Linked DNA regions of Homo sapiens: region 2 is linked to region 1. A link is a contact called in ENCODE Hi-C or POLR2A ChIA-PET data. All regions are on one chromosome and are shown on one strand. The core of a region is the stretch at or near the end of the contact, and the rest is flanking DNA. Distances in the headings are between cores, read along the strand shown. Region 1 has its middle 120 kb from the start of SIRPA. Region 2 holds the start of SIRPG (signal regulatory protein gamma).

Region 1 (3,761 bases), core at 387-2,886:
AATTCTGACTCCAAGCCAAGGCCTTTTTCTGTTACATCATAGCTGCCTCTACTTCTGCACAGTTGGCTCTATATTAACCAATGACCTTTAATATTGTCCTACTTGCAGCTCAGCTCTGGGCTAGGCACTGTGGAAACTGCAAACAGTCACTGCAGAGAACTTGCTATGGGCCCCATTGTCCAGATGCCAAGCAGGAGTCAAGGAAAGGAATCTTAAGCAGGGCTCTTTGAGGTGGGTATAACAATTGTCATTACAACAATGGAAAACTTGACTCAGAAAGGGAGTTGCGGCCAGGTGTGGTGGCTCACGCCTGTAACCCAGCACTTTGGGAGGCCGAGGTAGGTGGATCACCTGAGTTCAGGAGTTCGAGACCAGCCTGACCAACACGGTGAAACCCCATCTCTACTAAAAATACAAAATTAGCTGGCCATGGTGGTGTGTGCCTGTAATCCCAGCTACTTGGGAAGCTGAGGCAGGAGAATCACTTGAACCCGAGAGGCAGAGATTGCAGTGAACTGAAATCACACCATTGCACTCCAGCCTGGGCCATAAGAGCAAAACTCCATCTCAAAAAAAGAAAGGGAGTTGTTTTGTCTTAGGTCACATGGCTGGGGACACTGATCTGTTTGACTCCGACGTTTGGCCACCTCGAAACATAAGAGCCAGTCCCTGCTTCAAGGATGTGAGAGTCTAATCACGGAAGATGGGTGTAAATGGAATAAAACCCCAGGTCGGGGGACTTTGGGAACGCCCTTGTAGTTTAAATACTAATTGTGAGAACTAACTGGTATGGACCGATAAGACCACACAATTCAGGAAGAAATAAATATCAGAAATAGAGCATTTAAAATTGAGATTTGAGAAGAGACTTGAGATAACACTAAGCTTTGTATTCTCGGGCAGGATAGGAAAGAAAAATGCAGAAAAACACATTGAATTTTTGAACAGACACGCCTGCATTCTAACCCCAGCTATGCTGTTTGGAACCTCTGAGACCTTGGTCCCTGTGCTAGCTCTGGGCTCTGTTGTAGGATCAGATAATGTATTTGAGGATGCCTAGTGTGCAGTAAATGCTCTACGGGTGTCACCCAGTAGGAACAGAGACAGAGTGGGGAGTTCGTAACAGGTGAGGGTGCTGATGAAGGCATTTATGGGCCAGGTTGGGGAAGGATAGCTGCAATGCTTTGTTAACACCAAATAGAAAGGGGCCTAAATGCCAGAAAAGGAAGGGGCTGCCCTTCCCCCTGCAGACCACGGGGCCCCACAAAGCTGCATAGCGGAGCCATATAATCAAAAGGATGCTCCCAGGGGGTTAATGTTGCAGCAGTGGGCCAGATATACCGCATGCAGGCAAAAGAGAAAAATAAAAGAAGAAAAAACCAGCATGAGTCAATAAAGAAGTATCGTAACTTGCTTCTGATCAGAAAGGACCAGTTTTGAGTTTTTCAGCCAGACCTGTATATCCTGCTGGGTGAGTGTTTTTCTTCTCTCTGCTGGACAACAGACAAAAAGGCACGGGGAGACTGAAAGCTGAGTGGGATCATTCCTCTTAAGAATTCTTACAGCAGCCAGATAAGAGGCCAATTCCGTCAGGGAGAGAGAGAATGCGAGGTGGAGGGCCCTGGTGGGAAGATGGGCTGTTGTTGCCGGTCCGGCACCCTTACCCTGGCAGCGGCCTGCGCTGTAATACTCCGAGGCATCCACCCTCACTGCCCCCAGGGGACTGTCCTTTTTGACTTCACGTGGTTCTGGAGGGCTGTGGGTCCATAGGCTGGCTTACCCCTAGCTCACAAGGCCCGGCCGATCCTAATGACCTCCACCCACCCTCTCGGACACTGAGCGCCCCCACCGCCCAGCCGGCCCACTCTGGGCCAGTAATTCATTCTCCCGAGCTCATCCCAGCCTCTGGGCCGGTAGTTCATTCTCCCGAGCTCATCCCAGCCTCTGGGCCGGTAGTTCATTCTCCCGAGCTCATCCCAGCCTCTGGGCCGGTAGTTCATTCTCCCGAGCTCATCCCAGCCGGGCGGAAGGAGCGCCGCCCGCGCTCTCTGGGTCTGAACTGCCGGCCGACAGCTCCCTCTTGTGGAGAAAACGGTTTGAGGCCGCAAAGAGTGAGCGAGAGACGGAGGCAGAGATTCCAGGCGGCAAGGCGGGCCAGAGAAACGATCAGCACGGCCAACAGACGACCCACAAAATGGGAGAAAATATTCGCAAAGCGCGCATCCGACAAAGGTCGAAGATCCACAATCTATAAGGAACTTAAATAAACTAACAAGTAAAAAAATAACACCATTAAAAAGTGGGCGAAGGATGTGAACAGCTACTTTTCAAAAGAAGACACACCCGCGGTAAACAAGCATGTGAAAGAATGTTCATCGCTAATCATTAAAGAAATGCAAATTAAAACCACAATGAGATACCATCCCACACCAGCCAGAATGGCTATTATTAAAAAGTCAAAAAATAACAGAGGCTGTACACCAAACTGCCCCCAACACAGTTTACCTATGTAAAAACCTGCACATGGGCCCAGACCTAAAACCAAAGTTAAAAAAATAATAATAAGATAATATAAAAATACTCAAAAAAGAGAGAAAGTGAAGAGGACAAGGAAAAAGAGAAGGATGGAAGGAGAAGGAAAGTGAGGGGGAAAAGGAAAGGGAAAGGAGGAGGAGGATCTGTTTGACCCCGTGTAAGGGCCTGTCCTGACCCCATGTAAGGGTCTGTCCTGACCCCGTGTAAGGGCCTGCCCTGACCCTACGTAAGGCCGTGCATGGACCCTCTTTTCCAGCTGAATTCAGAATTCTGGCCTCTGTTTAAAGTTGCCATCCAGAAACTTTCAACTGTGCCAGTCTTGATTAATAGCCTTTCTAGAAGGCACTTTGGTGCTCAGCAGTCCTTAACCTCTGCCATTTCTTGCAGTCAAGTGTTAAGGTGGAGAACTTTCAACATCAAGAATGCATGGAATTAGGGAAGGGGAGTCCCACCCTTTCTTCTTGGGGAGGGTGTGGAGGAAGGCGTGAGAAGTGGAGTCTGGGGGCGAATGTGTGAGAGTTGTATCACCAGCTGCGGGTATCCTTCCTTCCTTCACCATCATCCAATGCCGCCCTGAGTCTCTGACCCTCCCCAGCCGTGCTGCCCACAGGGGATGTCCAGAGGGGCTGGGCCAGAGGCTGTACCCACCTTTCCCCTGCCTGCGCACCTGGGCTTGCAGGGTGACGTTGGCCTTGAGTGGGGGCTGCTCATCGTGGACCACCCAGCAAGCAAACTCACGCTCCTCCAGCGTGGCCTCTGCCTGCCACGTGTGCTCCAGAGAGTATGTCCCATCTGGATTTCTGGTGGCCTGAGGGGACGAGGGGACACCAGGGTCTGGATCATGCTCCTGTTCTCCATCCAGGTGAGTCGCAGGTGGGCGGGATAGAAGTGGAGGACGTGGCAGGTGAGATTCACTCTGTCTTGCACATGTACATGGGTCCCAGAGGTTTCAGTGGTGATCTTCAGGGTGGGGACAACTAGACAGAGGAATAGGAAGTAAGACCTGGTGAAATCAGCCCCTGCCTGTGGCCACCCATGCTTCCCTCTCCCAGGGAACAGCCTCAAGGTCTCTCGCCTTTTTTTAAAGAAATATTTTTTTCTTGTATGCGTAATGTAAAGCAAATAGGGCTAAATGTTAATATTCATTAAATATGGGTAAGGGTACCTGGGTGTCTGCTATATTCTGTATTTTTGAAATATTTCATATCAGAAAATATAATTTTAAG
Region 2 (3,761 bases), core at 318-2,817, 120 kb before region 1:
GGTTAAAAGGGTGATAAACTCTGGAACTGGTCAACCTGGACTTGATCCCAACTGCTCCATGGACTGAAGTAGGGGACAATGAACAGGTTCCTGCCTCTGCCTCACTCCCCATTTGCAAATAGAGCACAAGAGTTATAGCTTCCACACAGGGATGCTGTGAGGATTAGTTGACTTAATACACACAAAATGCTAAGAAGTGCATCTGCCTTACAGGAAGAGAGCAATTGCTGAACTATTACTGCTGTCATTTGGGTACAGTGTATGTGTAAAAAAAATAATTTGAAAAGTGAGACCTTGCCCTCTAAGACCTGTGAGATGACATCACAGCAGGGCCCAGTGGGCAACTGAGAGGCTATTGTGCCCAGCCCTGTGACCGGGGGTCAGCTGCATGGTCTGAAAAAGGGGTGAAGACAGGCAGCCTGTCTGGGAGCTGTGAACAGGGCTCTCTCAGGTGGCACCAGGAAAGACCTCCCAATCCTGTCTGCCTGGGGGAAGGGAAAATAAATTCTCCAGAGGAAAGTCAAGATGACCAAGGGAGATGGTGGTGCCTGTTATGGGCTGAATGTGCCCCCAAAACGAATGGGTTGAAGCCCCAATCCCCAGCGCCTTAGAATTTGACCATATTTGGAGACAAGGTCTTTAACCCATTTATGCCCGAGGTTGCAATTTTTTTTTAATTTGAAAAATCAGACCTTGGCGATGCCCTTGAGCAGTAGGATATAAATAACTCCCGCAAGCTTAGTGATCCAATAACGGAGCACTAGGCATAAATGGGTGAAGCAATTTAGTTAAATGAGGTCACTGGCGGGGAGCCTTAATCCAATATGGCTGATGTTCTCATAAGAGAAAATGAGAATACAGACACACACAGAGGAAGACCATGTGTCAAGACACATGGAGGAGATGGCCTTCTACAAGCCAAGGAGAAAGACCTCAGTAGAAACTAACCCTGCTGGCATCTTGATTTTGCAATTCAGCCTCCAGAACTGAAAGAAAGAAAGTAAATGTCTATTGTTTTAGTTACTGAGTCTGTGGTGCTTTGTTGTGGAAGCCCTAAGAAAGGAATATAGGACGCTGTAAGCATGAAATGTGGAACTTCTTAAAGAGGAGGAGGGCACACAAAAATGGGTAGGAGGACTCAAGACAGGTAAGGATTTAATAATGATTCTTCTGTGTTTGTCAAATAAAATATTATAAAAATGTAACTAATTGTGATGGTGGCAGAAGCCTCACAAGGTTTGATGCCTCTGGTAGCCAGCTGCAGATCCACAGAGAAAGTGCTCAGCTCCCTGATCTTCTGCTCTTGGACAATGTCCAGTCCTTGACCTTCCTTGGCAGTGCTTGTGCTTATCTGAAATTGCTGCAAGTCCAGGGGCAAGGCTAGGTCCAGGAAGCAGGGAGAAAGGGTTCTAGCCCAATGCAATGCTCACCTGTAAGTCCCAGCAGTAGAGTCAGAAGCAGGAAAGGACCAGGAGGATGGGGCCAGGAGGCTGGGACAGGCATTTTGGAGACCTCAGAAGCCTGCTCTGTTCAAACGTCTGTTCTGGGGAGATGTCAGGCCCTGCTCTGAAGACAGAAGACAAGCCCTGCCTCCCTCAATTCAAGAGGAAGTGGCTATGATGGAATGCAACAGTAACCTGCTTCTAGATTGTGACTTACAAATCAGGCACAGTAGGCAGCTACAAAGCAAGGAGTTAATCGTGCTCCATTTTCAGGATAATCAGACAGGGTTAGCAGAAATAATGCTTCCTGCCTGCCTGGGACCTGTGCTCCCTCCTCGTGTCCCCAAACCCATTTTCAGGTCTTCTTGGTGATTTGCCATTTGAGGCTTTTAAGTCAAGAAAGATCTGTTGTTAGGTATTGTTTTCTAAAGTCTTTATTTCAAGACCCTAGGATGTGGTTGGCTTGTGGTCTTGTTCTGCACCAGCCTCAACCAAATGCCACTCCGCTGGACGTAGGAGAAGAGTTCACAGGACCTGCTCAACACTGGAGAGGAACCAGATCTTCTCCTGAAATGATTTTCTATTCCAAATTGCTATAATTGGCAACACTTAGCCCAAATTCAGTCTCTTGTGGACCTTAGCACTTTCATGTGCCTGCACCCAGCAGAAGGAATTATTTCTTGACTCCTTCCAGGAGAGAAACTGGGTTTGAGGTAATAAGCAACTGCTTTGTGGAGTGAGGTGGGGATTGTGGGTTATGGAAAGGGGATAGGGTTATCATGAGGGAAGATTATGGTGGGCAGGTTCCTGGGGCCGTCGCATCAATTTCAATACCCTTTCTTCTACACACAGAGCACCTATTTCATTCATCACTGAGTTCGGATGGGAAATGAGGAAAGAGGAAAAATCCATGCTCCTGCCAAGAGTGTGTGCCAAGGAGTTGGGGAAGTCGCTGGGCCCTCCTATGCTCAGTTTCAATCTCCTAAACTGGGAATAGTAAGTCTTTTTGTGCAGTGTTTTAGTGACGATTAAAGAGGTAATGAGCATATCATGCCTGAAACCCAGTAGGTCATTATTGATACTCACGGTGCCAGGTGAAGTGCGGGAACTCAAATGTTGCTTTTGAATGGATCCCTCCTGCATGCTGAGTTGCCCACCAGTGGCTTTCTCCCAGCAACCCAGGCCTCCTGAGACCCAGCTTATATAGTGTATTTGGACTCTCGCTGCCACCCTGAAATCAGTTTCTCCCTCTGGATTCTCTAAATCCCGCTCCTTGTTCAACCATAGATTAATTCCTCCTCTTACAATTTCCAGCTGTGTGATTTTCAAAAAGACACTACTTCTCTGAGCCTTGGTTTGATTGTATGTAAATAAATGTTAGAATATGCACCTTGTAGAGCTATGGTAGGAATAATATAAGCCATACTGAATGCTTGACTCATAATTAATTATAAGCAAAAAAACATGGCTATAATTATTTTCTGTGTACAGGAAGAGTCCACTGGTTCTCTGCCACCGTTGTGCCTTAGAAAAGCCACCTTGTTAAAAGAAATGATTTCTCTTCCAGCATCTATGACTAAGAAAGACCTGTCCAGAATCCTTCATCTCACATGTGGGTTTTAGGTTCTTAATCTGTCATGAATAATTGTCAAATCAAATTGTAAATGTTATCATGTTTTAATTGAAAGTCCTGTTTTAATGTGGCAGATGTACACAGGGTGAAATCTTCCCCTCCTTCTCCACACCCACAGTAGTGAAAACACAAAATGAAAAGAATATATGAATCAATGTCTAATTACACTTGAATACAAGCAATTGGCTTCTATATGACATGAAGGAATTATAACAGCTATCATTTATTGAGAGTTTCCTGTGCTCCAGATATGGTGCCAAGCATTTTTCTATTGGTAATGTCATTAAATCATTGCTCTGACCCCATGAGGTAAGCTCAACCATTAACCTCCTTTCACAGGTGAGAAAACCCGAGGCACATGGAGAGTAATGAATTTGCTCAAGATCACCCGGCTTTTAGAACTGGAACATAGGCTGCCACACTCCACAGCCTTCACTTTTAATGGTTGTACTATGATACCTCTTGCAGGAAGGGAGAGACATCCCTCAGGAAGAAAGCAGAGAAGAAGCTATAGCCTCAATTAGGAGCAGCCCTCATAGTGAGGCTGGGGCAGGTGCCATGCTCCACGAGGCCCTGACAACCCATGATCACATGGGGAATTATTCCTGGGAAGACGGAAGTGCAAGCAAGAATCACCAAAGATTTGAGGAACAGCACTGCAGCTAACAAATTCAAGAAAAACAATA

What was found. Hi-C counts contacts between places; a loop is a spot of excess contacts on that map. ChIA-PET counts read pairs that join two places held with the same protein, here RNA polymerase II (POLR2A). Pooled maps may share reads with other maps.
Region 2: a loop to region 1 is called in a map of naive thymus-derived CD4-positive, alpha-beta T cell, with 2.7 times the contacts of the local background. The contact joins the promoter of SIRPG here to the enhancer-like site in region 1. A Hi-C loop is called at or near these places in 1 of 168 maps with a recorded cell type or tissue (naive thymus-derived CD4-positive, alpha-beta T cell) and 7 of 50 pooled maps. POLR2A ChIA-PET finds 5 or more read pairs at or near these places in 4 of 52 experiments (PC-9, Panc1 and activated CD4-positive, alpha-beta T cell).

Annotation. Positions count from the first base shown.
Region 1 is chr20:1,775,337-1,779,097 of GRCh38, forward strand. It overlaps the pseudogene LOC100289473. Among named protein-coding and RNA genes, the nearest start is that of SIRPA, 120 kb to the right of the region's middle. Within about 2 kb of position 1,637, at least 4 of the 41 ENCODE cell types and tissues checked have a DNase peak (open chromatin) inside an H3K27ac peak, as active enhancers do; they include PC-9, where a contact is called at or near this core.
Region 2 is chr20:1,656,212-1,659,972 of GRCh38, forward strand. It overlaps SIRPG (signal regulatory protein gamma), which reads right to left and starts at 1,568. Exons shown (of 6, transcript NM_018556.4): 1 at 1,431-1,568. The coding sequence starts at 1,503.